Regions from separate parts of the Homo sapiens genome. Here region 1 is linked to region 2. A link is an interaction called in ENCODE POLR2A ChIA-PET data of the cell type or tissue named here. Cell type or tissue: K562. All regions are shown on one strand. Each heading gives the region's core, and the rest is flanking DNA. Links, peaks and the distances in the headings are about the cores only.

Region 1 (16,493 bases), core at 7,951-15,950, 63 kb after region 2:
CCCCTGGTTTCCGCACCACCTCAGCACATGCCAGGCGTCTCCTTGTAAGTCAACCCTCCCCCGAGTACCCAAGGCTCGGTGAGCCCGCCACCTTCTGTTGGGATCCTGACTGATACAGGCATCGGGTAGGATGACTTTTACTTTTCCGCATTAATTACAAGAGAGAGATAGTTGGACTGAATCTGGGAAAGATTCATTCAAATTGAATGAAGGCTCGATGACATCAAGAGCCTTGTGCCTCGCGCCGTTCACATAAGGATACTGAGCAGTTTGAATGGAGAAAAGCAGTAGAAAAACCGACTTCGCACAGCAGTTGCCGGTGGCTGCCAGGCAGTGGCAATCTGTACTGTGTTCTTGTATGGAGAGTGATTTCATTTCAGCAAAACAACATCAACTGTTACATTCAGTTAGAGCTGTTAATTTGACTTCTATTTGCCTTATACTTGTGTCTGTATATTATTTGCAAATTGTTTGGTTTTATTATAGTATAAAATTCATAATCTTTTTTTTTTTTTTTTTTTTTTGAGACGGAGTCTCGCTCTGTGGCCCAGGCTGGAGTGCAGTGGCACAATCTCGGCTCACTGCAAGCTCTGCCTCCTGGGTTCAGGCCATTCTCCTGCCTCAGCCTCCCAAGTAACTGGGACTACAGGCGCCCGCCACCACGCCCGGCTAATTTTTTGTATTTTTAGTAGAGACGGGGTTTCACTGTGTTAGCCAGGATGGTCTCGATCTCCTGACCTCATGATCCGCCTGCCTCTGCCTCCCAAACTGCTGGGATTACAGGCGTGAGCCACCGCGCCTGGCCAAAATTCACAATCTTAAGCGTTTATACCTAGGTTCATGTTTATTACTTTTTTTGTGTGTGTGTGAGGTAGAGTTTCACTCGTTGCCCAGGCTGGAGTGCAGTGGCGCGATCTCAGCTCACTGCAACCTCCGCCTCCTGGGTTCAAGTGTTTCTCCTGCCTCAGCCTCCTGAGTAGCTGGGATTGCAGGCATGCGCCACCACGCCCAGCTAATTTTGTATTTTTAGTAGAGATGGGGTTTCACCATGTTGGTCAGATTGATCTCGAACTCCTGACCTCTGGTAATCCACCCGCCTCAGCCTCCCAAAGTGCTGGGATTACATGTGTGAGCCACCACACCTTGCCCATGTTTATTACTTGTAAATGGTACTATGATAAAATAATTTGATTTTTTAAGAATGGCTCCATACATCCCTCAACTTGAGAACACTGGTCTAGTCCAACATTTCCTCTGCTGCGGAAATGCTTCTGATACACCAGAGGCTCCATATCCATTTGTCAAAAAGGTTTGACATTAAACTAAAGTTAAACATTTCCAATCATGCATCCTGATTTTGCCCACTATAGTGACCCTCATGAAAAGTCCAAGCTCTTTTCTATGGAACAGTTTTCCATCGCTGATATCCCATAATAGCACTCCCATCTCTCCATTCCTGTTTCTCAAATGCTTACCCCAATCCCGGGTCTCAATGCAAACGCCCTCCTCCGTGAAGGAGTCCTTCACGTTCTTCCCCTGACCAGAAGCGGCCTCCCCTCACTGGAACTTTCACAGTGAATCATAGCCCACTGTGCGTGCCGGTTGCCGGTGCATAGCTTCCTTTCTCCTGTTAGTTTTTGCTTTTGGAAAGCAGGATTTGTTATTCATTCATTTGTACTCACTGTAGCCCTGACCAGTGTCTAACATATATAGATGTTTAATAAATATTGAATTAAAGGAATCAGTGAAAAGTGTAAGAATATATTACACACACACACAAATGAAAAATAGAAAAGTTCTGCATAAATGTATAATACACATTTGCCTCTTTTTTTTTTTTTTTGAGATGGAGTCTTGTTCTGTCGCCCAGGCTGGAGTGCAGTGGTGTGATCTTGGCTCACTGCAACCTCTGCCTCCCAGGTTCAAGTGATTCTCCTGCCTCAGCCTCCTGAGTAGCTGGGACTATAGGTGCCTGCCACCATGCCCGGCTAATTTCTGTATTTTTAGTAGAGATGGGGTTTCGCCATATTGGCCAGACTGATCTTGAACTCCTGACCTCCAGTGATCTGCCTTGGCCTCCCAAAGTGCTGGGATGACAGGCGTGAGCCCCCGCACCCGGCCTGCCTGGTATTTTTAGTATTCGTTCTCTCTGAACCAGGAGCCCGCTTCAGGCTGCCGTCTAGCAGCACCACTGAATGCTGTGTGTTAACCTGCAGACTTCAACTTCTCTGTGCTAGAGGCCACCTTCTGTTTGTAAAGCGCCAGAATTTCCTTGTCCCTCACACCACTTCTCTAAATGGAGTCTAACATCAGCCTCTTTTTTTTTTTTTTTTTTTGCAAGACAGAGTTTCGCTCTTGTTGCCCAGGCTGGAGTGCAATGGCGCAATCTCGGCTCTCTGCAACCTCTGCCTCCCTGGTTCAAGTGATTCTTCTGCCTCAGCCTCCCGAGTAGCTGAGACTACAGGCGTGCGCCACCACGCCCGGCTAGTTTTTGTATTTTTAGTAGAGATGGGGTTTCACCATGTTGACCAGGATGGTCTCGAACTCCTGACCTTGTGATCTGCCTGCCTCGGACTCCCAAGGTGTTGGGATTACAGGCATGAATCACTGCGTCTAGCTGAGTTCAAACAATTCTCCTGCCTCAGCCTCCCGAGTAGCTGGGACTACAGGTGCCCGCCACCACACCCGGCTAATTTCTGTATTTTTTTTTTTTTAGTAGAGATGGAGGTTTCACCATATTGGCCAGGCTGGTCTCAAACTCCTGACCTCAAGTGATCCACCTGTCTCAGCCTCCCAAAGTGCTGGGATTACAGGCATAAGCCACCACACCCTGCCCAAAACTCGGAACTTTAAAAGAATAGATAGGGAGTCACTGATTATTTATTTTATAGCAGATTTTTAAAAATACCTGGTTTCCCAAGTTATTTGAATCCTCATTGATTTTAAGGCTGGATAGTCCTTAAACATTATCTATAATACTTTAACACTTAATGTTTTACAAGTGAAGAAATAGGCCATCTGTTTGTTCAGTTTATTCCGGGACTCTTCAACCCTGTGGGTAGAAAATCACAGAGCAAAGCAGATGAATGTCATTGCCAAGCAATGGATGTCATTGCTAAGTTGAAGGCCGGCTTCATTTGGGGGCCTCAGCATTACAGAGTGATTGAGCAACCTTTTAATTACCCTCTGGTCACCACCCCTACCTTCAAATGCTATCCCGACCTGTCTCACTCCCTCTTCCTTTTTTATTCCCTTTCCCAAACTCATTCTTCACAGCCAAACTTGTCCTCATTCAACAAATATTTATTAAGTGCCTTCTGTGTCCCAGATATAGCTCCAGATGCCGTGGGGAGAGCAGCACCTTAGGCCAAGGTTCCTGATCTCAAGAAGCTTCTTTTTTTTTTTTTTTTTGAGACAGGGTCTTACTTTGTCACCCAAGCTGGATTGCAGTGGTAGGAACATGGCTCACTGCAGCTTCGACCTCCTGGACTCAAGTGATCCTTCTGTTGCAGCCTTCCATGTGGGACCACAGGCCCACGCCATCATGCCTGGCTGAGTTTTTGATTTTTTGTAGAGGGGGGTCTCACTTTGTTGCCCAGGCTGATCTCAAACTACTGGCCTCAAGTGATCCTCTTGCCTCAGCCTCCCAAAGTGCTGGGATTACAGGCGTGAGCCACCATGACCTGCCAGAAGCTTCTAGTCTTGTCGGGGCCCGGGGAAGCCAGGCAACACATAAACAGGCAAACTCACACATTTTTTTTCAAACACATTTTTAAAAGTGATGGTGAAAGGTAATTAAAAATAGACTGGTGCAATGGCACATGACTATAATGCCAGCGCTTTGGGAGGCCCAGGTGGTAGGATCACTGGAGGCCAGGAGTTCAAGACCAGCCTGGGCAACATGGTGAAATCCCCATCTCTACAACTCTACACACACACATACACACACAATTATCCAGGCATGGTGGGGTATGCCTGTAGTCCCAGTTACTTGGGAGACTGAGGCAGGAGGACTGCTGAAGCCCAGAGGTCGCGGCTGCAGTGAGCTATGATTGCACCACTGCACTCCAGCCTAAGTGACAGAGCAAGACCCTGTCTTTTTTTTTTTTTTTTTTTAGATGGAGTCTTGCTCTGTCACCCAAGCTGAGTGCAATGGCATGATCTTGGTTCACTGCAAACTCTGCCTCCCGAGTAGCTGGGATTACAGGCGTGCCCGGCTAATTTTTGTATTTTTAGTAGAGATGAGGTTTCACAATGTTGGCCAGGCTGGTCTCGAACTCCTGACCTCAGGTGATCTGCCCGCCTTGGCCTGTCAAAGTGCTGGGATTACAGGTGTGAGCCACCAGGCCCAGCCTACCTGTCTTTAAAAAAAAAAAAAAAAAAAAAAAAGAGTGATGTGATACAGTGACTATTTTACATTAAGTGATCCTTAAAGGTTTCTAGGAGGGGAGATGTCTAATCTGAGTTCTGGAGGAACAAAAAGTTCAGCTTTTCAAAGTTCAGAAGACTATCCTGGGCAGTGGCGCAAGTGAAAAAGTAGCAACAATTATGTACGGAAAAGTAGACAGGTGGCAGGTCATGTTGAGCTTTTCAATTCAGGGGATCAAGTTTAGATATTATCCCAAGTGAGGCTGGAAACCATTTGAATAGTTTAAGTGGAGTTGTGGCAAATTTTTATGTGTACTTTAAAATGGGGGCCCCCAACCCCAGGGCCACATGCCAGCACTGGTCTGTGGCCTGTTAGGAACCAGGCTGCACAGCAGGAGGTGAGTGGCAGGTGAGGGAAGCTGAGCTCCACCTCTGTCCAATCAGTGGCGGCATTAGATTCTCATAGGAGCTCGGGCCCTATTGTGAATTTCATATGTGAGGGAGCTAGGTTGCGTGCTGCTTGTGAGAATCTAATGCCTGGTGATCTGTCCCTGTCTCCCATCACCCCCAGATGGGACCATCTAGTTGGAAGAAAACAAGCTCAGGACTCCCACTGATTATGGTGAGTATGTAATAATACAACTAAAGTACATAATAAATGTAATGTGTTTGAATCATGCCGAAATCATCCCGTTGCCCCCCATGGAAAAATTGTCTTCCATGAAACCAGTCCCTGGTGCCAAAAAGTTTGGGGACTGCTGGCTGGGTGCGATGGCTCACGCCTGTAATCCCAGCACTTTTGGAGGCTGAGGCGGGTGGATCACCTGAGGTCAGGAGTTCGAGACTAGCCTGGCCAACATGGTGAAACCCTGTCTCTACTAAAAATACAAAAATTAGCCGGGTGTGGTCATGGGCACCTGTAATCCCAGCTACTCGGGAGGCTGAGGCAGGAGAATCACTTGAATCTGTGAGGCAGAGGTTGCAGTGAGCCAAGGTCATGCCACTGCACTCCAGCCTGGGTGACAGAGCAAGACTCTGTCTCAAAAAAGGAAAACAAAAAACAAAACAAAACAAAAAAACATTTAAAATTACCAAGCTAGCAGATAGACTAAATGAAAGGTTGAGCAGGGTTAAAAGTGAATTGATGACCTAGAAGATTTTATTGACGTATTCTCTCAGGCTATAGCATAAAATAAGAACAGATGGACACTATTACATGGAAGGTAAGCATCATGGACGTAATCCTTTAAAAGGAATACCAGAGAGGATGGAGTAGGGAGAAGTAATGACATAAAGATCACAGAATTTCCTAGAACATATTAAGAATCTCACTGAGTCCTGAGAAGAATAAAAATAAGCAAAAAAAACTCCACACCTAAATAGGGGGTAGTTAAGAATAAAGAGAAAATCCTAAAAGCTGTCAGAGAAAATCTGGCAGATTACCTACCAAAGCATGAGAGTGAGACTGACATCAGCCACGGGGCCTGTAAGAAGATAATTTAGTGGCGCCATCAAAGTGCTGAGAAAAATATCTTTGATCTTAGAATTTTATTCTCAATCTCCCAGTCAATATTAAGAGTAAAATAAAGACATTTTGGATCTTCTAAGAGTAAGACACATTAGGACCTACAAACTCTCTCTGAAGGAATGAATAAAGGACATTCTCCAAGAAGAGAAATGAACCTTGGAAGATATAATGGATTGCAAGAAATCAATGTGTGCAAAGAAATTAGCAGGCTTGGTGTGGTGGCTCACGCCTGTAATCTCGGCACTTTGGGAGGCCAAGGTGGGTGGATTGTTTGAGCTCAGGAGTTCAAGACCAGCCTGGGCAACTTAGACTCGCCATTTCTATGAAAAAAAAAAAAAAAAAAAGGCATAGGGCCAGGTATGGTGGCTCACGCCTGTAATCCCAACACATTGGGAGGCCAAGGTGGGTAGATCACCTGAGGAGTTCGAGACCAGCCTGGCCAACATGGTGAAACCCTGTCTCCACTAAAAATACAAAAATTAGCTAGGCGTGTTGGCACATGCCTGTAATCCCAGCTACTTGGGAGGCTGAGGCAAGAGAATTGCTTGAACCCGGGAGGCGGAAGTTGCAGTGAGCCAAGATCGCGCCATTGCACTCCAGCCTGGGCGACAAGAGTGAGACTGTGTCAAAAAAAAAAAAAAAAAGACATTAGGCCGGGTGTGGTGGCTCACACCTGCAATCCCAGCACTTTGGGAGGCTGAGGCAGGTAGATCACCTGAGGTTAGAAGCTCAAGATCAGCCAGGCCAACATGGTGAAATCACGTCTCTACAAAAATAGAAAAATTAGCCAGGCGTGATGGTGGTGGGCACCTGTAATCCCAGCTACTCAGGAGGCTGAGTCAGGAGAATCGCTTGAACCCTTGAGGCTGAGGTTGCAGTGAGCTGAGATCAGGCCACTGCACTCCAGCCTGGGCAACAGAGCAATACTCCAGTGTCAAAAAAAAAAAAAAAAAAAAAGGACATTAGCAAAAGTTATTTGTCTAAGTAAATATGGATTGTGAATTGTTTTGACATTTTAAAATTATAATCTGTAGCTAGAAGGAAACAGGGACTTAGAACAAAAGTAGCTCTCTCAGAGCCAAAGCTTTTAACCACTTGTTTTTCGGTTTTTTGCTTGTTTGTTTTTGTTTTTTTGAGAGCCTCATTCTGTTACCCAGGCTGGAGTGCAATGATGCGATCTCGGCTCACTGCAACCTCCACCTCACGGGCTCAAGTCGATCCTCCCACCTCCACTTCCCAAGCAACCAGAACTACAGGTGTGTGCCACCATGCCCGGCGACCTTTGTATTTTTAGTAGAGGCTTGGTTTCACCATGTTGCCCAGGCTGGTCTCGAACTCCTGAGCTCAAGTGATCTGCCCACCTCGGGCTCCCAAAGTGCTTGGATTACAGGCGTGAGCCGTGGTGCCAGACCTTAACCACTTGTTTTGTAGAACTGGTTCCTCAGTGTCTAGCACAGGGCCTAGCACAAACCAAGTGCTTTGCAACCACTTGCCGAAAGAAGGAATGAACGGACCGATGAACGGTGCTATCAGCATGCAGCGTTTCCAGAATATTGCCATTTTCACAGAGGAGTGAGATTTGCCACCTCTGTGAGTCCACTGAGGTCCCTGTAGCCATGAGCGGGGACACGGGCAGCCAGGAGTGCTGTGCTGCAGACTCTTCTAGAAACAAGTTTGGATTGTGCTCCTTCCAAGGGCTTCTGGGAAAAATGCCTCTCTGCTGGCAGCTCTGCCCTTCCGCCTAAGGCCAAGAACCCTCTGAACAAATAGCAGCTTAGTGAGAGGGCAGGAGGGGACAGCCACATGTCTGGAGAGCATACACTTCCTGTTCACTGAGTGCCACGTGGGACTTTTTTCTACTTATTCCAGAGCCGGTCTAGATTCTTGAGCAAACAAATAGACCACCCCTGTGTGCAAGCCCACTTCTCGACCTGTGGGAGAAACCCCAGTAATGAGTGAAAAGTCTACGTTGCAATATTTCCTGACCCCGTTTAATTCTGACACTCCAAGCCTGAGCTTTCGCAAATACATAGTGACTTAGAAACTAGAGGATGCTCTTAAATGCCATTTATTCCAGATGCAGAGACGCGTTTCAATGCAAGGCACAAAAAATGAAGTTACTCAGCTTTTTCTAATGTTGGGGTGAAATATGGCCGCAGGGAGGGCAAACTCCACTCATTATTTCCCAGGGAGAAATCATGATATTTTAGAAAGGGTGGGGAGAAGTCTTGAACACCACAACTAATATCTAACACAACAATTGAGTTTCCAGAAAAGTTCAAAACCAAGGGCAAGACAAATAGGAGATGTGACTTGGCTTGGACACAGACTGCCAGTGTGAACGGCCATGGCACCTACCTTTCGGGAGAGAACTCCCTTTTCTAATCTATTGAGACCATTGAGACTCCATCTTTAAGGTTCTTTCTAGTCCTAAAGTTGTACAATTTGCCATATTTTGGCTGCAATAATTTCCTAGTCTCCTCTGGCCATTTCTATTCATTTACTCACTTTTAATTAAATGAGTGTTACCTGAATTCACCCTTGTAGGAATTGTATATAGTTGCATTGCTACTTTTCCAACCACATTCCTGCATCAACCAGCCACCAGTGCTCTCAATTCCTGCACAGCCACCAAACAGCCAACAAATATTTATCAAGTTCCTCACATGAGCCAATCGATGTTGGACAGTAAAGAAAGCAAACAGACCCTGCATCCAAGGAACTTGTATTTCACTGGGGGAAAACAAACTAAATGTGTAAACACATACATACGTAGAATAATTCCAGGTATTAGTAAACACTAGGAAGATGTGGATGGTGAAAACAGCCACGGTGACGAACCAGAGGAAAAATCTTCTAAGCATAGCAATGGCAACCACACAAGTCCCGAGACAGGAAACAGCCTGGCACCTCTGAGGAAGGAGGGGACTGCAAAGTGGCTGGGGCACAGTACATGAGGGAGAAAGTGTAGGGAGAAGGGGTGAGTGCCCTGATCATGCGGGCCTTTGAATTTTATTCTGAGGACTTTGGTCTAAGTGTAATGGTACCACTGCATGGTCTTAAGGCGGGGACTTGATGTGAGCTGACATATTTCCGAAAGATCACTCTGTCTGCTGTGTAGAGGGGTGGGCTGGAGAACAGGGGGACTATGCAGTCACCTTAAGAAAAGTTCTTGGCTGCCTGGGCTAATGTTAGCATTGGAGAGGGTGAGAAGTGATTTGGGACACACAGCATGCAAAGGCTGCTGAGGGCAGCTGCAGAAACTCACGGGGTTGCTGTCATTCTCCACTAAATTCTCGGTAATGCTGGCATGTTTTCTCCTGTCGTTGCTCAGGACACTCTCAGCACATTCTCCCTTAAAGCCTTCTACCCTGCCTCTTCCCTCTTCCCTCCAGACGTTAGCTTGCAGCTTCTGTAGAGTAAAAGGATGCCACCCACCTGCGGGATCGCGCTCCACTTCGTGCCCCACGCATACATGTCTGGGAACCCCGATTCCATGTTTTCAGGCTCCGAGGAAGTCCCTGGGAGGCTTCTCTCTAACCCCCACCCCAGGTCCTTCTGCTGACATCCTCTGAGCCGCTGCTCCTCCAACAGGCCTTCTCTTCCACACGCGCCACTTCCTGAACTCTGTTGATTCCTTCACCGCGTCTTAGGAACTTGCCCAAGTCTCTCCCAAATCCAAAAACCAACTGCCACTTCCTGCACGTCCTGCCCTCCCTTCGTTCCCTCCTAGCTGTCTCCACGCCGTTGCCTCTCATTCACTCCTTGGTTGGTCCTCGCTGCAGCCATTCCTCTAAATCCTCAGCTGCAACCTTCTAATAAATGGACACACATGACTTTTCCTCTCCTCTTCTTTCAGCTCCCCGGCGAGGTAGCCCCCTCGCCCAAAGAAGGGCTGCGCTCACTTTGGGGCCCCTGTGCACCTCTGGCTTGCCTGGAGCCAGCTGGCTGCCACTCTCAAGCTCTGCCCACTTCACCTGCGCCGCTGTTCCCAGGATCCTGGGCTGGCTTCTTGATATTCTCACTTGGTGGGGTTTTTGTGAGTAATGTTCTCTGGGATCAGGGCTTCAGCTACCAGGTCACCAATGACTCAGACCCCACCTCAGGTCTACCTAAATGGCTCCCTCTCCTCTCCTCTAGTCTCCTCCTTTTTGCATGGCTACCGTTTCATTCAAGCCTTCCTGTTTTCTTCCCTGGACTACCGTGGTAGCCACCACGTTGATCACACTGTCTACAATTTTTTTTTTTTTTTGAGATGGAGCCTCATTTTGACGCCAGGCTGGAGTGCAGTGGCACGATCTTGGCTCACTGCAACCTCCTCCTCCCGGGTTCAAGTGATTCTCCTGCCTCAGCCTCCTGAGTAGCTGGGACTACAGGTGTGCACCACCACGCCCAGCTAATTTTTGTATTTTTAGTAGAGACGGGGTTTCACTATGTTGGGCAGGCTGGTCTCGAACTCCTGACCTTGTGATCTGCCCGCCTCGGCCTCCCAAAGTGCTGGGATTCCAGGTGTGAGTCACCGTGCCTGTTTTTTTTTTTTTTTTTTTTTTTTTTTGGACAGAGTTTCTCTCTTGTCGCCCAGGCTGGAGTGCAATGGCACACACTCGGCTCACAGCAACCTCCGCTTCCCGGGTTCAGGCAATTCTCCCGTCTCAGCCTCCCCAGTAGGGGATTACAGGCATGCGCCACCATGCCAAGCTAATTTTTGTATTTTTAGTAGAGACAGGGTTTCACCATGTTGGCCAGGCTAGTCTCGAACTCCTGACCTCAGGTGATTCACCCGCCTTGGCCTCCCAAAATGCTGGGATTACAGGCGTGAGCCACCTCGCCTGGCCTACAGTTGTTAATCCTTCCAATTCATCCTCTTGAAGCCACTAGAGTAATCTTTTTAACAGTGAAATGCCATGCCATTTCACTTTTTATATCCTTCAGACTGGGTTTAGTAGCTCACGCCTGTAATCTCAGCACCCTGGGAGGCTGAGGCAGGAGGATTGCTTGAGCCAAGGAGTTTGAGACCAACCTGGCAACAAAGTGAGATCCTGTCTCTAACAAAAAACAAAAAGCAAACAAAAAAAAACTTAGCCAGGCTTGGTGGCTCACACGTGTGGTCCCAGCTACTCTGGAGACTGAGCTGGGAGGATCCCTTGACCCCTGGAGGTCGAGGCTGCAGTGAGATGTGATTGTGCCACTGCACAAGAGCCTGGGGGACAGAGCAGGACCCTGTCTCAACACGAAACCAAAAACATCCTTGAATGTCTCCTTCCGCACCTTTAGAGCAGTTGTTTTTCTTTTTTGAGTTTGTTTCACTCTTGTCACCCAGGCTGGAGTGCAATGGCACGCTCTCGGTTCACTGCAACCTCTGCCTCTTCCTAGGTTCTGAAGTTTCTTAGCTAGAATCTTACATCTTTCATCTGGTCTGTCTTACTTTTTTAACCTCATCTCCTGCCATTTTCCACCAAGCACCTGTGCCCACCACCTGCTGGGAATTTTCTGAAAATGCCATGCTTCTCAGAAGCACAGGCTAGATAATTTGCAAGGCTCTTGTTTCAGCTCCCCGGTGAGTTAGTCCCCGTTCTCTGTGAGAAGTACTTTGCTCACTTTCGGGACTTGATGCACCTCTGGCTTCCCGGAGCCCGAAGCCAACTGCGCTGCCACTCTCAAGCTCTGCCCCTTTCACCTGTGCTGCTGTGTCCAGGGTCCTGGGCTTGCTTCTTTGATTCTTGTTAAGAAATCGTTGGCCGGGCGTGGTGGCTCACGCCTGTAATCCCAGCACTTTGGGAGGCCGAGGTGGGTGGATCACAAGGTCAGGAGATCAAGACCATCCTCGCCAACATGGTGAAACCCTACCTCTACTAAAAATACAAAAAATTAGCCGGGCGTGATGGTGGGCACCTGTAATCCCAGCTACTTGGGAGGCTGAGGCAGGAGAATCACTTGAACCCATGAGGTGGAGGTTGCAGTGAGCCGAGATTGCGCCACTGCACTCCAGCCTGGTGACAGAGCAAGACTCTGTCTCAAAAAAAAAAATAAAAAATAAAAAAATCAAGAAGTTTGAGGGTGACAGCAGCAGCAGCACTTTGAAGGGAGCACAGGCGCTCCGAGTGTCAGACTCTGTGACTGCATAGGTCATGTGCCCACGAAGCCACTTTACTTCTTTCTAAACTGTTTGCCATGCTGGAGATGACCTTTCCTATGTTGCCTGCCTGGCGAACTTTTAGTTATACTTCTAGACCAGTGTAGGTAGCTCTTCACCTTTTGAGGTGGTCACTAACCCTTTAAGAATATGTTGGGGCTGGGTGCAGTGGCTCATGAGTGTAGTCCCAACACTTTGGGCGGTTGAGGCAGCTGGATCGCTTGAGCCCAGGAGTTCAAGACCAGCCTGGGCAAAACCTTGTTTCTACAAAAAAATACACAAAAAAATTAGCTGGGCATGGTGGCACCCGCGTGTAGTCCCAGCTACTTGGGAGGCTGAAGTTGGAGGATCGCTTGAGCCCAGGAGGTTGAGAGCCAATATCGCACCACTGTACTCCAGCCTGGTGACAGAGTGAGACACTGTCTCAAAAAACAAACGAACAAAAAAAAGTATGTTGGAAAGTACAGGCCGTCCGTATGCATACAACTTAAGGTTTGGAGCACAACTGAAGAGACCTCATATGCTCTCTGATGCCCATCACCTGAACCTATAGAGGCTCTCTGACTTGAGATTCAGTTCAAATGTCACCCTCTCTATTAAGCTTTTCTGGCCCCTGCTGGGCAGGAGAAAGCACTCCTTCCCCTGTAGGGCCTCATCCACCCCTTTGTTGTTATAATAATCATAATAAATTATAGATAACGGTTACCATTTCCAGAGGGCCCACCATCTGTCAGACACATTTCAGAACTTACTGTAACTTGGCCTGTTAGGCATTTTATCCCCATCTTCACAGATGAGGACCTGAGGTTCAGAGTTTAAGGACCAGAGCTCAAGAAAAGGGGCGGGGCCCCCAAGGACTGCAGAGTGCCCCTCATGGCCGTGGCGCCCCGCCCTCTAGTCACCTGTCCTGCTAGAGTGACTGATCTCATAGCCTGTGCCCTGGGAAGGTGCAAAGATTGTGCCGTGTTCATTTCTGCACTCCCAGTGCCTTTCCAGAAGATGGTTGCTACTAAATGAATGATGTTGGATGAATAAATACTTGACTTTACCCACAGGCCTTTTTTTTGTTTTGTTTTGTTTTTTTTGGGACACGATTTTGTTCTGTTGCCAAGGCTGGAGTGCAGTGGTGCAATCTCAGCAACTTCCACCTCCTGGGTTCAAGCGATTGTCTTGCCTTAACCTCCCAAGTAGTTGGGATTACAGGTGTGTACCACCACGCCCAGATTTTTGTATTTGTATTTTAATTTTTAAAGATTTATTTTATTTTAAAAAATTATTATTTATTTATTTTAATTAATTAATTTATTTTTTGAGATGGAGTCTTGCTCTGTCGCCCAGGCTGGAGTGCAGTGGTTCGATCTTGGCTTATTCCAACCTCCGCCTCCAGGTGTGAGCCACCGTGCCCGGCTACCACAGCTCTTTTTATAGTCCTAGATCAGTCAGTGCTGGGCATCCACCAACGATGACTGGAGAAACCAGAATGTGACTTCCACAAAAGATGCCACATCCTTATATCTGGGCTCTGAGATTCTCTTAGACTTCAGCCACCACCAAGTGACTGCCCACAGATAGCTACGAGTCGAACTACATTAACCAAACTCCGAGGTTACCAGGCCGGAGTATTTCTTTCTCTTCCCTAGAGCATCTTCCTCTTGACCATGGGTTTGCCAGCTCTTCTGTTTTTTTCTCAGGCATTTCTGGTAAGATGGTGGTGGTTTTCTTTTTTTTTTTCTTTTTTGTAGAGAACGGGGTCTCGCTGTGCTGCTCAGACAGGTCTCAAACTCCTAGGCTCCAGCAATCCTCCCGTCTCTGCCTCCCTAAGTGTTGGGATTACAGGAGTGAGCCAATGCACCTGGCTTCTAATGAAGTTTTAAAAATAAGCAAACATGCTGGGCGCGGCGGCTCACGCCTGTAATCCCAGCACTTTTGGAGGCTGAGGCAGGCGGATCACGAGGTCAGGAGATCGAGACCATCCTGGCTAACACGGTGAAACCCCATCTCTGCTAAAAATATAAAAAATTAGCCGGGCGTGGTGGCGGGCGCCTGTAGTCCCAGCTACTCGGGAGGCTGAGACAGGAGAATTGCTTGAACCTGGGAGGCAGAGGTTGCAGTTAGCCAAGATCACGCCACTGCACGCCAGCCTGGGCAACAGAGTGAGACTCCATCTCAAAAAAAGAAAAGAAAAAAAAAAGCAAACACAAATTCTAATCACTTTGGGTGAATATTTGCCCTATAAAGATTACTGTGATCTGGGGTTTAGGTTCCTAAATGTCTTGATATTCAGGTTTAAATGACTTAATATTTGGATTCTTGCTGATTTTTTTTCTGTTTTTATCTGAATGCCTAGTTACAGGGGTGTCCAATCTTTTGGCTTCCCCAGGCCGCACTGGAAGAAGAAAACTGTCTTGGGCCACATATAAAATACACTAACACTAATGATAGCTTATGAGCTAAAAAAGAAAAAAAATCCCAGAAAAACTCATAGTGTTTTAAGAAAGTTGATGAATTTGTGTTGGGCCGCATTCAAAGCATGTCTGCAGCCTGAGGGCCGTGGGTTGGACAGCTTGGCCTAGTAAGTATATAAACTGTACTACGGATGGAATTAGAAATGATTGTGTTTTTCAGCTTTGGAATATTCATTGAGCTGCTGATTAGAATATCTGATCTCTAATTGGTGTAGCTGACTCTAGAGTATCTGATCTCTAATTGGTGTAGCTGACTCTGATGTATCCATCCATGGCACTAAGATTCAGGAAGAGAACGGACATAAAACACTCAAATGTTTGTGAAACCAGTGATTTCATTCTTCTCCTTCCCAGACTTGAAAACCCACCCCTCCTGTGGAGTTTTCCTAGCTGGCACGGCTGAGCAAGGTTTCCCCTGGGAGCTGCTGAGTTTTCCTAGCTGGCACGGCTGAGCAAGGTTTCCCCTGGGAGCTGCTGGGAGTCTCAGGCAGCAGCTGGGGTTCCAGGCCTGACTCCGCTTCAGAGACCCTCTGTTTCAGGTCCGCTGGTCTTCAGCCACTGCAGGGAGCTGCTCTGCCTGTTTCAGTGTGTTCCAGGACAGACTTGCAGAGGTGAAGAGGACTGAGCTATGGGCAGTAGAAGGGTCAGCGCTTAATGCACGATCCTGCTTTTTCTGTTTCAGAAGCTGCACCCACTGTAGTCAGCAACAGCCAGCTCAAGACCAAGACAGTCGATTTTTTGGTTTTTTGTTTGTTGGTTTTTGAGACAGATTCTCACTCTGTCACCCAGGCTGGAGTGTAGTGGTGCAATCTCGGCTCATTATAACCTCTGCCTCCTGGGTTCTAGTGATTCTCCTGCCTCAGCCTCACAGGTACCCACCACTACACCTGGCTAATTTTTGTATTTTTAGTAGAGTCGGGGTTTCAGCCTGGCGTGGTGGCTCATGCCTATAAACCCAGCACTTTGGGAGGCCGAGGTGGGTGGATCATGAGGTCGGGAGATCGAGACCATCCTGGCTGATACGGGGAAACCCCGTCTCTACTAAAAATACAAAAATATTAGCTGGGAGCGGTGGCGGGCGCTTGTAGTCCCAGCTACTCTGGAGGCTGAGGCAGGAGAATGGCGTGAACCCGGGAGGCAGAGCGTGCAGTGAGCCGAGATCGCACCACTGCACTCCAGCCTGGGCAACAGAGCGAGACTCTGTCTCAGGGTGGGGGGAAAAAGGTAGAGATGGGGTCTCACCATGTTGGCCAGGCTGGTCTCGAACTCCTGACCTCAGGTGATCTGCCTGCCTCAGCCTCCCAAAGTGCTGGGATTACAGGCGTGAGCCATGGCGCCCGGCCCCAGTTGATTCTTTTAAGCAGCTGCTAAGGAAAAAATTAGATTGTAGGTAAAAATAGATTGTAGGTGGGTGCCTTTTGGGAACTTTTTGTTATTGTTGTTAATGACATTAATAGACTTTTCTTAGGTTTTATGTAGTGTCACAAATGACACAATAGCGAGAATAAAAAGCTCCAGTTTCTTTGGGAGTTTACCACATTCCACATTCCACGTACTGTGCCAAGGCTTTCAACACGCATTTTCTTATTCTCGTAGTAACCCTATGAGATGGGTTTTAGATTTTCATATCTATATTTTATGAAGCAGGAAACCAAAGCACAAAGTTAAGTAATTTATTCAAAGTCATGTGATTAGCAAGGGGCACAGCTGGGACTGGAACTCACTCAATTTGGTCTCAAAGCCGGTCTTCCCCGCCATAATGACCTACTGTCTCTTAGTTGTAGAAAAACCACCTCCCTCCAGACTGACGCGCCCACCTCCCGCTTTCCTCCTCCCCATTACGTCCATTCTATAGACCAAGACCAGATTAAAATTTCCTGAAATACTACTTTAATCCTTCCACTGCCTACTCGAAACGTTCCTCTTACCTAGAGAAGCAGGATCATGTTCTCATTCCTTCTTCTGATAATCAGTTGTCCTCATCTTGCAGAATATCCCT
Region 2 (16,493 bases), core at 4,566-12,565:
GGGATTACAGGCATGAGCCACTGCGCCTGGCCTACTGTGTTTTGTGTTTAACTGAGTTTTCCATTCCTAAGAGCAGAAGACATCCTTCCTGATGGAATAGTGCTTTGTATATATCTGGTAAATTATGCAGAATACACATTTATTTTACCGTCTTAGTTTTTACTGCAGAGGAGGAAAATAATGATACATTTTCTGTTACTCATTTAGTAGAAATTTCCTACTTAAAGAAATAATACGCCAGACGCGGTGGCTCACGCCTGTAATCCCAGCACTTTGGGAGGCCAAGGCAGGCAGATCATGAGGTCAGGAGATCGAGACCATACTGGCTAACACGGTGAAACCCCGTCTCTACTAAAAATACAAAAAATTAGCCAGGCGTGGTGGCGGGCGCCTGTAGTCCCAGCTACTCGGGAGACTGAGGCAGGAGAATGGTGTGAACCCGGGAGGCGGAGCTTGCAGAGAGCTGAGATGGCGCCACTGCACTCCAGCCTGGGTGATAAGGCAAGACTCCGTCTCAAAAAAAAAAAAAAAAAAAGAAATAATAAATTAAGAACATGATCCTTTTTAAAAATTATTTCTTGAGATGGAGTCTCACTTTGTCACCCAGGCTGGAGTGCAGTGGGCCTATCTTGGCTCACTGCAACCTCCACCTCCCAGGTTCAAGCGATTCTCCTACCTCAGCCTTCTAAGTAACTGGGATTACAGGCACCCACCACCACGCCTGGCTTATTGTAGACAATGATCCATTTACGGGCAACACAAATATATGATAGTGGTGACAGTCATAATTAGTGTTTTGTGACTGCCTTTGTATAGAACTTTAGTAGGGATTTCATAGATATAATCTAAATGACATATCCTCAATATCTGTGCTCCTTTTCTTTTTTGAGATAAAGTTTCACCCCGTTACCCAGGCTGGAGTGCAGTGGCTCAATCATAGCTCAAGCAGTCCTCCTGTATAGTTGGGACTGTGCGCACATGCCACTGCACCCTGATTTTATATATATATGTTTTGTTTTGTTTTGTTTTGTTTTTAAGAAGGAGTTTCACTCTTGTTGCCCAGGCTGGAGTGCAATGGCATGATCTTGGCTCACTGCAACCTCTGCCTCCCGGGCTCAAGTGATTCTCCTGCCTCAGCCTCCTGAGTAACTCGGGTTACTGGCGCCCCCCACCACACCCGGCTAATTTTTGTATTTTTGTTAGAGATGGGTTTTCACCATGTTGGCCAGGCTGGTCTTGAGCTCCTGACCTCAGGTGATCCACCTGCCTCAGCCTCCCAAACTGCTGGGATTACAGTTGTGAGCCATCGTGCCCGGCTTTTTTATTTTATTTTATTTTTAGTAGAGATGAAGTCTTGTTATGTTGCCCAGGTTGGTCTTGAACTCCTGGGCTCAAGCAATCCTCTTGCCTTGGCCTCCCAAAATGTCAGGATTATAGGTGTCAACCACTGTGCCCAGGCATTTTTCCTTTTCTAGTAACAAGAATCCTGATTTTTTTGCTGGGCACCTGGCTGTGAACACTACAATGCTCAGCCCCTCTTACAGCTGGAGTGGGCACCTTCTGGAAATCATCCTTCCCTTTCTCCTCTTTCTCCTGGCCAGCACGCAGAGGAGCAGGCCAGGGCTGAGACAGCTGGCATGGACCACCTGAGGCCATGGAGTGACGTGCAGCCAAGAGCCTGACAGAGGAGTCAGGGTCCCTCACCCAGGGATGGCAGAACCAGCCTTGATTTTATCTAAGGGAGAGATGGACTTCTATCTGCTCAAGCCACTGATTGTTGGCATTTTCATTACTTGCTGCTGAACCTTATCTTCATTAATACAAATAGGTTGTCATTATATATTTTCTTTTTTCTTTTTTTCTTTTTTTTTTTTTTTTGTTTCAGAGTCTCGTTCTGTTGCCAGGCTGGAGTGCGGTGGCGCAATCTCGCCTCACTGCAACCTCTGCCTCCCGGGTTCAAGCAATTCTCCTACCTCAGCCTCCCAAGTAGCTTGGATTACAGGCACCCACCACTACGCCCGGCTAACTTTTGTATCTTTTTGTAGTAGAGATAGGGTTTCACCATGTTGGCCAGGCTGGTCTCGAACTCCTGACCTTGTGATCTGCCCACCTCGGCCTCCCGAAGTGCTGGGATTACAGGTGTGAGCCACTGTGCCAGGCTGTCATTATTTATTTCCTAAAGGCATTAGACAAGTTCCTAAGACATGGCAAAATTTGAATATGAACCAGGTCTGTTTTCTGTAAAACTTTGTTATTTTCAGTAAATTATTCTTCTTACCACTAATGTTTACAAAAATGGCAGCTGTATACTATTAAAGATTTGCAGAGAATACAAAGTCAAAATATCAGTAGCCACTGAGAGCTTTAACTGAAGCTCTCAGATAAATATTTAAAGACCTAGGACTTTTAAAGGGACTATTTACAGTGGAATAGTGTCATAAACTGAATTTTGAAAAAACAAACAGAAAGTGTAAAAGAAAGCTCTCCAAGGGACCAATACTTTAATTTCAGGAGTGTTCTCATCCTTTGTAACATGGTATTTTCTATATAGTGTGAAAGGAAAATAAATCTTGGGACCCCAAAATTACTAAGCCAAGGAAAAAGTCAGGCTGGGAAGTGTCAGGCAAACCTGCTTCCCATTTTATTCCTAAATAAGATAGTTACAAAGATAAAAAAGCTATATACCTCATGTAATCATGATTGTGGTATTTTTATTTCTTATTTATTTATTTATCTTTTTGAGATGGAGTCTTGCTGTGTCGCCCAGGCTGGAGTGCAGCGGCGCAATCTCGGCTCACTGCAAGTTCCGCCTCCCGGGTTCACGCCATTCTCCTGCCTCAGCCTCCCGAGTAGCTGGGACTATAGGCGCCCGCCACCACGCCTGGCTCTTTTTTTTGTATTTTTAGTAGAGACGGGGTTTCACCGTGTTAGCCAGGATGGTCTCGATCTCCTGACCTCGTGATTCACCTGCCTTGGCCTCCCAAAGTGCTGGGATTACAGGCATGAGCCACCACACCTGGCCTGATTGTGGTATTTTAAAAAAAAAAGAAAAAAGAAAAAAAGTAAATTAGAAAAAAGCTACATGGCTGGGTGTGGTGGCTCACGCCTGTAATCCCAGCACTTTGGGAGGCCGAGGCAGGCAGATCACAAGGTCAGGAATTTGAGACCAGCCTGACCAACATGGTGGAACCCTGTCTCTACTAAAAAAATACAAAAATTAGCTAAGCGTGGTGGCGCACACCTGTAATCCCAGCTACTTAGGAGGCTTGAACTCGGGAGGCGGAGATTGCAGTGAGCCAAGATTGCACCACGGCACTCCAGCCTGGGCAACAGAGCAGACTCTGTCTTAAAAATAAATAAATAAAAATAAATAAATAAAAGCTACATACCTTCCTCACAATTTGCCCCCAGAGAAATTCCTTGTGGGCCTCAAGATCTTTACCCTAAAACAGTTCTGTTGAATTTCACCCTGGCAATGTAAATTGATAGCTTATCTTTACAGATGAGGGACCGTCCCTCTGCTCACCTGAGACAAAGGCATATCTGATTGCTTCCTCTACTGGTTATGTAAAAATGCAGATTCACTGAGTCATGCTCAGTTATGTATTCAGTGAAAGGCTGATCAAGGACTCCAAAGAATGCAACCTTTTTTTTTTTTTTTTTTTGAGACAGAGTCTGGCTCAGTTGCCCAGGCTGGAGTGCAGTGAGGAGATCTCGGCTCACTGCAGCCTCTGCCTCCCAGGTTCAAGTAATTCTCCTGCCTCAGCCTCCTGAGAAGCTGGGACTAAAGGTGCACCACCATATCCAGCTAATTTTTGTATTTTTTTGGTAGAGAAGGGGTTTCCCTGTGTTAGCCAGGTTAGTCTTGATCTCCTGGTCTCAAGTGATTCCCCCTGCCTTGGCCTCCCAAAGTGCTGGGATTACAGGTGTGAGCCAATGTGCCCGGACTAGAATGCAGTCTTTTGTCTCTTATCTACCTGGACCTGGAAGCCCCAATTTTGAGTTGTCCTGCCTTTTGGGACCAAACCAATGTACATCTTTTTTTCATTTTTTATTTTTTTGAGATGGAGTTTCGCTCTTGTTGCCCACGCTGGATTGCAATGGCACGATCTCAGCCAACTGCAACCTCCGCCTCCCGGGTTCAAGCGATTCTCCTGCCTCAGCCTCCTGAGTAGCTGGGACTACAGGCGCCCGCCACCATGCCTGTTTAATTTTGTATTTTTAGTATACACGGGGTTTCTCCACGTTGGTCAGGCTCAAACTCCCGACCTCAGGTGATCCACCTGCCTCGGCCTCCCGACCTCAGGTGATCCACCCACCTCGGCCTCCCAAAGTGCTGAGATTACAGGCATGAGCCACCGGGCCCGGCCAAACCAATATACATCTTACACATATTGATTGATGTCTCATGTCACTCTAAAATGTATAAAAGCAAGCTGTATCCTGACCATTCTGGCATATGTCCGCAGGACCTCCTGAGGCTGTCTCACGAGTGGTCATTAGCCTTGGCAAAATCAACTTTCTGAAATGACTGAGACCTGTCTCAGATATTTTGGGTTGACAATACACACACACACACACACACACACACACACACACACACAGAGTTTTGGTGACAGGGTTAGAGAAAAATAATATCTACTTTCATGGCTTACAACTCTGGTTTTACAACAGAAGTAAAAAAAATTTTATTCTAATAGCATGATTTATCTTTGCCAATTTTTGAAAATTTTTATTTTATTTTATTTTATTTTTTGGAGAGAAGTGCACAGTCATAGCTCATCAGAACAGAATATCTTACCAGGAGGCATGTCACCCTTGTCTCCTTAAAACCTTTCCCCGCACACACACAAAACACTCTCATTTTGGATTTTGTGCCTATGTTCATGTCATTCCCTCTGTTTGCAATTGCTTTCTTTCCCACCAATCAACTAACTGCGCTAATTACTAAGTCTTGATCTTCTCCTCCATGAAGGCTTCCTGGATTGGTCTAGTCTACAACAGTAGTTCTCAAAGCACAGTACGGCAGCAGCAGTGTCACCTGGGACTGGAAATTCACTCCTGCAACCCCAGACCTACTGAGCTGGCAACCCTGGGGGGCCCAGCACTCTGTGTCATTGAGTCTAAGATGCTTTTGATGTGACTCAGATTAGCTTGTCACTGCTCTAAGGCCATATTGATCCCTCCCTTCTCTGGGTCCCCATGCCACGTACAGTTCACAGTACATCACTTGGAGCTGAATCCCCTTTTAAAGAATTGTTATAGTAGGCTTCCCTAGATTCAGGTAGATTGTCTACTCCCCAGGTAGATATTCAATAAAGATTTAGTGCTTGGCTCTTTGAAAGAAGGTGGTGGCTCATGCCTGTAATCCCAGCACTTTGGGAGGCCAAGGTGGGCGGATCACAAGGTCAGGAGTTCAAACCCGCCTGCCCAATCTGGTGAAACCCCATCTCTAAAAAAAATACAAAAATTAGCTGGGTGTGGCAGCGCATAACTGTAATCCCAGCTACTTGGGAGGCTGAGGCAGGAGAATCGCTTGAACCTGGGAGGCGGAGGTTGCAATGAGCTCAGATTGTGCCATAGCACTCCAGGCTGGGCAACAAGAGTGAAACTTTGTCTCAAAAAAAAAAAAAAAAAATTGAATGCTAAAGGTCACCGCAGCAATCAATGTCATCTTCTGTTGCTGTGGATGTTTATGTTATTATTATTATTATTATTGAGACAAAGTCTCGCTCTGTGGCCCAGGTTGGAGTGCAGTGGTGTGATCTTGGCTCCCTGCAACCTCCACCTCCCGGGTTCAAGCAATTCTCGAGCCTCAGCCTCGCAAATAGCTGGGACTACAGGCCCGACTGATTTTTGTATTTTAGTAGAGACGGGGTTTCACTATGCTGCCCAGGCTGGTCTGTAACTCCTGGCCTCAAGGGATCTGCCCACCTCGGCCTCCCAAAGTGCTGGCATTACAGGCATGAGCCACCACGCTCGGCTGGATGTTCATATTAACACAAGATGCTGTATCAAGACCCACGCGATACTGAACAGACATGACCCTTATCCTTACATGTGAAGATGTGGAATGGTCCTCTCAGGTACATGACTCCACAGGGAATGTATATATTGTCATAATAATTCTACTTACTAACTTTGATTGAGCACCTATTGTGTGCCAGGTAATGTTCTCAGCAGGACTAGCTGCATAATTTGCAGGGCTCAGGGCAAAATGAAAACACAGGGCTCCTTGTTCGAACAGCAGAGAAAAGTGCTGTTAAAGGTACCAAGTACAGGCCGGGCACAGTGGCTTGCGCCCATAATCTCAGCACTCTGGGAGGCTGAGCTGGGAGGATCGTGTGAGCTCAGGAATTTGAGACCAGCCTGGGCAACGTAGTGAGACCTCATCTCTACTTCAGAAAAAAAAAAAATCAGCTAGGCGTGGTGTTGTGCACCTAGTCCCAGCTACTCAGGAGGCCAAGGTGGGAGGCCTGAGCCCGGGAGTTCAAGGCTGCAGTGAGCTATTACTGCACCACAGCATGCCAGCCTGGGCAACTGAGCAAGACCCTGTCTTAAAAAAAAAAAAGGGTACCAAATACAAAGTATTCTTTTTTTCATGATCTATCTGTGTAACTGTCCTGTTTGTAAATCTTCTGTTGAATATTATACTCCCTGCAGCATCAAGGATGCTCCTGGAGGAGTGGGGACGCTCCCAAGGGCTGGGGTCCCTGCCCTACCATTCTGTGTTCACAGGCGCATCCATCTGCCACTGAGCCCCACTCTGACTAGCCACTAGACCAATGCACCATGCCCTGGCTAGGGGCCAGGAGCCTACCACCCAATCTGTGGCAGAGAGGTCACCCTCCAAGGCATTGCAAAGTTTGCACCAGCACACACTAGGTACCTGGGTAGGCAGCAGGCAAGAGGCTTGCCCCCACCGGGGGTGCTCGGGAGCATGCTGTGTGCTCAAGACACCAGGGAACACGTGCCTTACCCTGATCCTCCTGCACCCACACTCAGGCCCTGCCCAGAGTGAAGGGTGGCCAGGTGGCCAGGTGGGAGTGGGGAGGGGGCCATGGAACCCAGGGTGCAGGGGACAGGGGAATGGGCAGTCAGGAACCTGCCAGGGGGAGGCAGGGAGGTGGGACCACACACTGCACTACAAGTCCATGATGCATGCGCACTCCATTGCCCTGTGGGAACAGAAATTCAAAGACAAAATCATTAAGAATTTCAGGCTGGGTGCAGTGGCTCATGCTTGTAATCCCAGCACTTCGGGAGGCTGAGGCAGATCTCATGAGGTCAAGAGTTCGAGACCAGCCTGGCCAACATGGTGAAACCACATCTCTACTAAAAATACAAAACTTAGCTGGGTGTGGTGGCACGCACCTGTAATCCCAGCTACTCAGGAGGCTGAGGCAGGAGAATCACTTGAACCTGGGAGGCGGAGGTTACAGTGAGCCGAGATCGTGCCATTGCACTCCAGTCTGGGTGACAAGAACAAAACTCCATATCAAAAAAATAAAAAATAAAGAATTTCAAGATGATGACTGCAGAACATTCAGTCCCAAGTGTGGGACCCTTTTGAGCATGGGGACGCTGTGTCACGGCACTAACAGCATACCCCTGAAGCCAGCCTCGTTCTGAGACTTTTGTGAGACTTATTAAATCTCCACGCAAGCCTATAAGGGTATTGTCCCCAATTAGCAGACAAGGAAGTTGAGGCATAGACAAGTGGCCTGCCCAAGATTGCTTAGCTGGGCGGATGGGTGGGGTGATACCAGCCCAGTCTCACCCACATCTGCCTGCTTCACCTTGCTCATTGCTGCTCTTCAGAGAATATTTGCAGAGCAATAGAAATTCAGAAGGACAGCCAAATAGTTACAGCTCATGCTCGTCCAGTTGGCATTAAAGCTCTGTCCTCACTGCAGTCCCCACCCCCCACCAATGGTTTGTTGATCCTCTCCCATAGCAGAAGCAGGAACACTGAAACCATGATAGGTATGAGCTCAGGAGACGTTCCCAGGAGATCTGCCTATGGCCTTGGGGAAAACTGGTAGAGCTGGTTGGAGCTGGCCCTCTCCCCAGCTGCCTTCCACAATTAGCTCAGGGGGCACACTTAGTCCCTCCTGGAGGTTTCACGACCTGGCACCAGATGCAGACCCTGGTCAGCTCTGTTAAGGAAGGACTCTGTGAGCAGGTGCTGGTGTCAGCCAGGACTTGGGGTAATCTTCTAGAACTTTACTGTAGTTTTTTCAGTGTCCACACTTCCTGGAATTCGTCTAGTTTATTTCACTGAAAGTGGGCAGGATCTTTGAAAAGACACTCTCAAAAGAATTGGATTCCCCTTATCTATTCAGCATTTCCTTTGTCACCAAAGTGATCAGTCAGAAGTAGTTAGAAAGTAGCCCCAACACGGCCGGGCACAGTGGCTCACGCCTGTAATCCCAGGACTTTGGGGGGCCGAGGCGGGTGGAGCACGAGGTCTGGAGTTCTTAGACCAGCCTGGCCAACATGATGAAACTCTGTCTCTCCTGACAATACAAAAATTAGCTGAGTGTGATGGCAGGCGCCTGTAATCCCACATACTCAGGAGGCTGAGGCAGGAGGATCGCTTGAACCCGGGAGGTGGAGATTGCAGTGAGCTGAGATTGCACCACTGCACTCCAGCCTGGGCGACAGAATGAGATTCTGTCTCAAAAAAAAAAAAAAAAAAAAAGTAGCCTCAAAAATTTAGACAAACTAGTGGTGTGCTGGTAATTGTTTTGTAAACAGCTCTCTGGAATACATTTTTTTTTTCTTTTTTTTTTTTGAAGCGGAGTCTCATTGTTGCCCAGACCTGAGTCCAGTGGCCTGATCTTGGCTCACTGCAACCTCTGCCTCCTGGGTTCAAGTGATTTTCCTGTCTCAGCCTCCTGAATAGCTGGGATTACAGGTGCCTGCCACCACACCTGGCTAGTTTTTGTATTTTTAGTAGAGATGGGGTTTCACCATGTTAGCCAGGCTGGTCTCGAACTCCTGACCTCAGGTGAGCTGTCCTGCTTGGCCCCCCAAAGTACTGGAATTACAGGTGCCACCGTGCCTGGCCTGGAATACATTTTTTTCAAAGGTGCTGTTTGTAGCTTTTAATGATTTCTATGGTGCTGATATTCCACTAAAACAAATTTCAGGCTACCAGGGTGATATCTCCCTGGTTGCAAAATCCCTGAAATTTTGCCAGTCTGCTCCTGCAGGCTGGTAAGACCCAATGTGTTTCCGTCCAGCACACCTCTTGACATGGACCTTCCATCAAGGACACCAAAGTGCTTTAGGTGAGTGTCCTAATTGTTCCAGTGATTTGGGGGCAAGCTGGAACAAGGAAAAAGAGCTATAATACAGTCATATCAATTTTACAGCTGAGCATACTGAGGTTCCAACACATAATATTTTGCCGCGGGTGCCCCAGCAAAGGCCCAAGCCTTAGATAAGGAGGCTGTTGAACAGCTTCCAGCTGAGACCATGTCACATGGCTGAGGTATGGAGATGGCTAAGGTGTGCCACCCTAGAGGCTATAGTCTTTAGGAAGGAAAGACCTTGAGAACAAGAGGAAGTAGTGACCAGATGCCTAAGTGGCGTGATTGATTGATTGATTGATTTTGAGATGGAGTTTCATTCACTCTTGTCGCCCAGGCTGGAGTGCAGTGGCATGATGTTGCTCGCTTTAACTTTGGCCTACCAGGCTCAAGCGATTCTCCTGCATCAGCCTCCCTAGTAGTTGGGATTACAGGCTCCCGCTACCGCGTCCAGCTAATTTTTTTGTATTTTTTGTAGAGACGGAGTTTCATCATGTTGGCCTGGCTGGTCTCGAACTCCTGAGCTCAGGTGATCCACCCGCCTCGGCCTCCCAAAGTGTGGGGATTATTATTATTATTACTGAGACGGAGTCTCGCTCTGTTGCCCAGGCTAGAGTGCAGTGGCACGATCTCAGCTCACTGCAACCTCCACCTCCCAGGTTCAAGCGATTCTCCTGTCTCAGCCTCCCGAGTAGCTGGGATTAGAGGCATACGCCATCACGTTTGGCTAATTTTTGTCTTTTTAGTAGAGATGGGCTTTCACCATGTTGGCCAGGCCGGTCTTGAACTCCTGACCTCAAGTGATCTGCCCCCCTCGGCCTCCCAAACTTCTGGGATTACAGGCGCGAGCCACTGCTCCCGGCCATTGTTTTTGAGACAAGATCTCTGTCATCCAGACTGGAGTGCAGTCGCATGATCATGGCTCACTGTAGCCTCAATCTCCTGGGCTCAAGCAATCCTCCCGTCTCAGCCTCCTGAGTAGCTGGGACCACAAGTGTGTACCACCACGACCGGCTAATTTTTTTGTTTTTTTATTTTTTAGTAGATATGAGGTCTGTCTATGTTGTGCAGGCTGGTCTCAAACTCCTGAGCTCAAGTATGCTCCTGCCTTGGCCTCCCAAAGTGCTGGAATTACAGGCATCAGCCACCGTACCTGGCCTACCCGGTGTGATTTGAAAGATGCTGCGAAATTCTCAGAGGAGGGATAGATGCTCTAGGCCTCTCCTCCATACTCAGGAGAGATAACATGGGGATGGTGGCAAAAAGAATCAAGTGACTTCAACAATTTCATTTAGTTGTAGAAAAAGCATTGACCCTGGCTGGGTGTGGTGGCTCACGCCTGTAATCCCAGCACTTTGGGAGGCCGAGGCAGGCGGATCATGAGGTCAGGAGATCGAGACCATCCTGGCTAACACAGTGAAACCCCTCTCTACTAAAAATACAAAAAATTAGCTGAGCGTGGTGGCATGTGCCTGTAGTTCCAGCTACTCGGGAGGCTGGGGCAGGAGAATTGCTTGAACCCGGGAGGCAGAGCTTGCAGTGAGCCAAGATTGCACCACTGCAGTCCAGCCTGGGTGACCGATCAAGACTTCGTCTCAAAAAAAAAAAAAAAAAAGAAAAAAAAGAAAAAAAAAAAGCAATGACCCATAAAGAAAGAGCCTGTTTGCTCCTATATATTTAAATCACATTTGGCCGGGTGCGGTGGCTCACACCTGTAATCCCAGCACTTTGGGAGGCTGAGGTGGGCAGATCACTTGAGTCCAGGAGTTCAAGACCAGCCTGGCCAACATGGTGAAACCCCATCTTTAATAAAAATACAAAAGTTAGCCGGGTGTGGTGGTGCGTGCCTGTTATCCCAGCTGCTTGGGAGGTTGAGGCATGAGAGTTGCTTGAACTTGGGAGGCGGAGGTTGCAAGATCATGCCATTGCACTCCAGCCTGGGCAACAGAGTGGGACTCTGTCTCAAAAAAATAAAAAATAAAAACAAATAAATAAATAACTCACATTTGACTGCCAGCTGGATTTCTCTTGAGTTTTTCTCCTATCACCCCTCCTCCAATATTCTTACTAGTATCACCATCGTTACCAGTATTCATCGTATATATTCTCAGAGTTTTCTTTAATCAAACTTGGCCTTGCTAGCTCTTAGAAAGAGTTTCCATTAGGGCAACATTACTATCAAATATCTTTTTTTTTTTTTTTTTTTTTTTTTTGAGACGGTCTCACTCTGTCACCCAGGCTGGAGTGCAGTGGTGCTATCTCAGCTCACTGCAACCTTGGCCTCCTGGGTTCAAGCGCTTCTCGTGCCTCAGCCTCCCGAGTAGCCGGGACTACAGGCATGCGCCACCAGATTCAGCTAATTTTTGTATTTTTTGGTAGAGACAAGGTTTCACCATGTTGGCCAGGCGGTTTCACCATGTTGGCCAGGCTGGTCTTGAACTCCTGACCTCAAGTGATCCGCCCACCTCGTCTTCCCAAAGTGCCAGGATTACGGTTGTGAGCCACCACGCCCAGCCCCAAATATCTCTTTATATAGCTATGGGTGGCTACGAGGGACACATTTGATGGAATGCGATCCGAGGCCTCTGGAGAGATTTTTCATGGGCATGTATCTGTTGGGAAGAACCTCAGGGTGGAGGCCATTCCTCTTTCTAAATTAGCTAGTGTAGAAGACAGGGCAAAGTTCTCATAAAATTTCTAACATCGACGAGAGTGTTGGCATTAGAAATGAGAAGACAGAAAAAGTATGAAAATGCAAAAATGGAAAATGTACATAAATACAAAATTTTATTAAATAGTATTCATTGATTTTAAATGTATACAACATGCTTGTTGGTATTTAAAAATAGAATGATGGAGGATGATTTGGTGGGAGTAATTGTTTGAAAAAAAAATCAATTTAACATCACTTTGCTTTCCACTTCTGCTGCCAAGAAATCTCAGGCAGTATCTTCTAATTCAAACATAAGTGTCTCCAGAAACCTTTGGATCACATATTACAAAGCCCCATCTGTTTTACCCTCTCAAAATTAGCATTTTAGCTTAATTCACTTATACATTTTCTGACATTAGCTTGATTCTTCTCTTCTTCCTTTTTGTCATCTTAAATCACACCTGGCATCTTTTAGATTTGGATTCAACTGAAAAAATAATTTTTAGCTATTTTAAGTCCTTTTTAGTAGTAAGCAGAGTGTAAATAAAATTTAAAGCATAATGATGCAAACATATATACAGCTAATGTTTCTTGCAGGATTGTTTACAATAGCAAAAACTGGAAACAAATGTCTATGGATTGAGAGGTGGTTAAAACAATAATTGCTAAATCATTAATAATTCTTAAAAGGAGTGAAATATATATGTGTGTGTATATATCTATATCCTGATATGTATGCAAGGCTGTATATGATCTATGTAAGTGGAAAAAAGCAAGTTGAAAAAACAGCAAACAGATAGTTTTATATGTTGAAAAAAATCAAGGCTGTTCAAAAAAGGTATCTTTGTGTAAGGGCATAGAAAGTAGCTTGCAAGGCACACACTAAGTGAGGAATGTGATTTGCTCTGGAGGGGAACAGGGTAAAGGCAAAGGTGGCAAGGGGACAGTCCCATTTTTCCCGTCGGCTTCTGGTATGCTTGAATTTTCTACAATATGAATGTGTGGGCCGGCGTGGTGGCTGATCACAAGGTCAAGAGTTTTAGATCAGACTGACCAACATGGTGAAACCCTGTCTCTACTAAAAATACAAAAATTATCCAGACATGGTGGCGTGTGCTTGCAGTCCCAGCGACTCGGGAGGCTGAGGCAGAAGGATCGCTTGAACCTGGGAGAGCGGTTGTAGTGAGCTGAGATCGTGCCACTGCACTCCAGCCTAGGCGACAGAGTGAGACTCCGTTTAAAAAAAAAAGTGTGCATGTATGTGTTATTTTGCAATTAGAAAGTCCAAACCAAGGCCAGGCATGGTGGCTCATGCCTGTAATCCCAGCATTTTGGGAGGCAGAGGCAAGAGGATCACTTGAGCCCAGGAGTTCAAGACCAGACTGGGCAACATGGCAAAACCCCATCTCTACAAAAAAAAAAAAAAATTAGCAGAGTTTGGTGGCTCATGCCTGTAGTCCCAGCTATGCGGGAGGCTGAGATGGGAGGATTACTTGAGCCCAGCAGGTAGGGGCTCCAGGGAACTGTGTTCACACCATTGCACTCCAGCCTGGGTGCCAGAGGGAGACCCTGTCTCAAAAAAAGAAAAAAAAAATCCAAAGCAAAAACTATTAAATGACCAAGCATATATAATAAAATAACACATGTCACAAGGGCCATCACAAATTTCTGAAGGTTTCCTTTCTACTCCTATTTTGAATCATTTCCTACTCAAGGCAAAATAAAAAGAATTTTTAAAAAAAATTTTAAAAATAGAGATGGGGCTGGGCGGGGTGGCTCACACCAGTAATCCTAGCATTTTGGGAGGCCGAGGTGGATGGATTGCCTGAACTCAGGAGTTTGAGATCAGCCTGGGCAACATGGCAAAACCCCATCTCTACTAAAAATACAAAAAAAATAGCTGGGCATTCTGGCGTGCACCTGTAATCCCAGATACTTGGGAGGATGAAGCAGGAGAATTGCTTGAGCCTGGGAGGTGGAGGTTGCAGTGAGCCGAGATCGTGCCACTGCACTCCAGCCTAGGCAACAGCACACACACAAAAATCATAATAAAATAAATAAACAGAAATAGAGATGGGGTTTCGTCATGTTGCCCAGGCTGGTCTTGAACTCCTGGGCTCAAGTGATCTGCCCACCTTGGCCTCCGAAAGTGCTGGGATTACAGGTGTGAGCCACCGAACCCAACCAAAAAGAAAAAACTTAAAACACATACAAGAGAGGAACTTTATTAGTATTGAAGATAACGAGTGTATAACTATCTATCTAGTAAGCATAAAGAGATGTTAATTTTCAGTAGAATACAAGATAGAGGTAATATATATTTGTGTGTGTACAATTTTGTTTTGTTTATGGGGAGGACATTTTCTTCACCATCATCATCATCATCATAGTCATTGATGTCATGTCAACTGCCATTACTGTATGGCAGGCAATGCCTTAAGTTTACTTTTATTAACTCACCTAATCTTAACTACAGCCCAATTAGGAAGGTTCTATGGTTATTCCCATTTTACAGGTGAGAAACTGAAGCAGAGAGAGGTTAAGGAACTCGGCCAGGGTTACACAGCTTGTAAGTGGGGGAGCTGGGATTCAAATCCAGGCAGGATGAATCCAGAGTCCATGCTCCTAACCTCAACTCTACACGCGAGAAGCCAAATGAACACATTCATTCGTATGCAGGTATCTCTCTGGGGTGGAGAGTCCTGTGTTCCTGCAGAGGCTCGTCCAGCACCATCTCCTCTGCATGCCAAGTCTTCCCTCAGCAATTTCTCAACACACCCTCACCTTTTTTAGAGACAGAGTCTCACTCTCTTGCCGAGGCTGGAGTGCAGCGGCACCATCATAGCTTACTGCAGCCTTGAACTCCTAGGTTCAAGCAATCCCCCTGCCTCAGCCTGGCATTACAGGCACGTGCCACCACGCCTGGCTAATTTTTTATTTTTTTGAGACAGAGTCTTGCTCTGTTGCCCAGGCTGGAGTGCAATGGCACGATCTCACTGCAACCTCCACCTCCTGGGTTCAAGCAATTCTTCTGCCTCAGCCTCCCGAGTAGCTGAGACTACAGGTGTGTGCCACCACGCCCAGCTAATTTTTGTATTTTTAGTAGAGATGGGATTTCACCTTATTGGCCAGGCTGGTCTCGAACTCCTGACCTCGTGATCCATCTGCCTCAGCCTCCCCAAGTGCTGGGATTACAGGCATGAGCCAGCACGCCTGGCTTTTTTTTTTTTTTTTTTTAACTTTTTGTAGGCACAGGGTCTTGCTATGTTGCCTAGTCTGGTCCTGAACTCCTGACCTCAAGTGACCCTCCTGACTCACCCTCCCAAAGTGCTGGAATTATAGGCGTGAGCCACTGCACTCAGCCTACTTCTCCCTTTTACACAATCCACTTTTCCTTGGTATCCTCCCACCTCAGCCTTCCGAAGTGTTGGGATTATAGGCGTGAGTCACTGCAACCGGCCCCTGTTCCTTGTTTTTTGTTTTTGTTTTATTTTTATTTTGGTCCTGCACTTGGTTGAGGAGATAAGCTTGCCTTGAGAAGCAATTATAAAAAAGAGAGGAACACCAGAGAAATGGGGGTCTCAGAGTTGTGATGGTGGTTTGGGGCAAGGAATAGGAAGTAAGGAGGTCACCATGGGACACTGGTGATAGAAGCAGAGGGGAAAGGCTGGGCGCAGTGGCTCACGCCTGTAATCCCAGCACTTTGGGAGGCCGAGGCAGGTGGATCACGACGTCAGGAGATCGAGACCATCCTGGCTAACATGGTCAAAGCCTGGCTCTACTAAAAATACAAAAAATTAGCTGGGCGTGGTGGCGGGCGCCTGTAGCCCCAGCTACTCAGGAGGCTGAGGCAGGAGAATGGCGTGAAACCCGGGAGGCGGAGCTTGCAGTGAGCTGACATCGCGCCACTGCACTCCAGCCTGGGCGACAGAGTGAGACTCTGTCTCAAAAAAAAAAAGAAAAAGAAAAAAAAAAAAAGAAGTGGAGGGGAAACTAGCCCGGGCGTGGTGGCTCACACCCGTAATCCCAGCACTTTGGGAGGCTAAGGCAGGTGGATCATCTGAGGTCAGGAGTTTGAGACCAGCCTGGCCAACATGGTGAAACCCCATCTCTACTAAATACAAAAATTTAGCCAGACGTGGTGGCACATGCCTGTAATTTCAGCTACTCAGGAAGCTGAGGAGGGAGAATCGCTTAAACCCAGGAAGTGGAGGTTGCAGTGAGCTGAGATTGTGCCATTGCACTCCAGCCTGGGCAACGAGAGCAAAACTCTGTGTCAAAAAAAAAAAAAGTGGAGGGGAAACTAGACAGGAAAGCTATGACTTAGTAATTAATCAGCAGCAGCAGCAGGTGCAGGAACAACCCTTAGGCTTTCTCGTATGTGGTTTTGTTGAACTAGCTCTGTAGCGGAGGACTGTACCTATCACTTTTTGTAGATAAAAAGGAAGTAGGTGAAGTTGAATGATGAGCAATCAAAAATAAAATAAAAAGGAAGTAGAAGTCAGCTTCCAAACTCAAGGAAT

What was found. ChIA-PET counts read pairs that join two places held together with the same protein. Peaks named below come from ENCODE experiments on the same cell type or tissue, not always from the same donor. Only the 100,000 strongest peaks of a DNase experiment are listed, where the experiment ranks them.
Region 1: POLR2A ChIA-PET joins it to region 2 with 5 read pairs; 9 of 35 experiments call an interaction of 5 or more read pairs at or near these places.

The regions. Positions count from the first base shown.
Region 1 is chr7:152,556,255-152,572,747 of GRCh38, forward strand. No RefSeq gene overlaps it. Among named protein-coding and RNA genes, the nearest start is that of LINC01003, 100 kb to the left of the region's middle. In K562, for the core only: no CTCF peak of the experiment used is centred there; DNase peaks (open chromatin) are centred at 9,417 and 12,900; H3K27me3 peaks cover 4,627 bases.
Region 2 is chr7:152,496,599-152,513,091 of GRCh38, forward strand. No RefSeq gene overlaps it. Among named protein-coding and RNA genes, the nearest start is that of LINC01003, 41 kb to the left of the region's middle. RefSeq lists an enhancer at 3,311-3,811. In K562, for the core only: no CTCF peak of the experiment used is centred there; no DNase peak of the experiment used is centred there; H3K27me3 peaks cover 1,522 bases.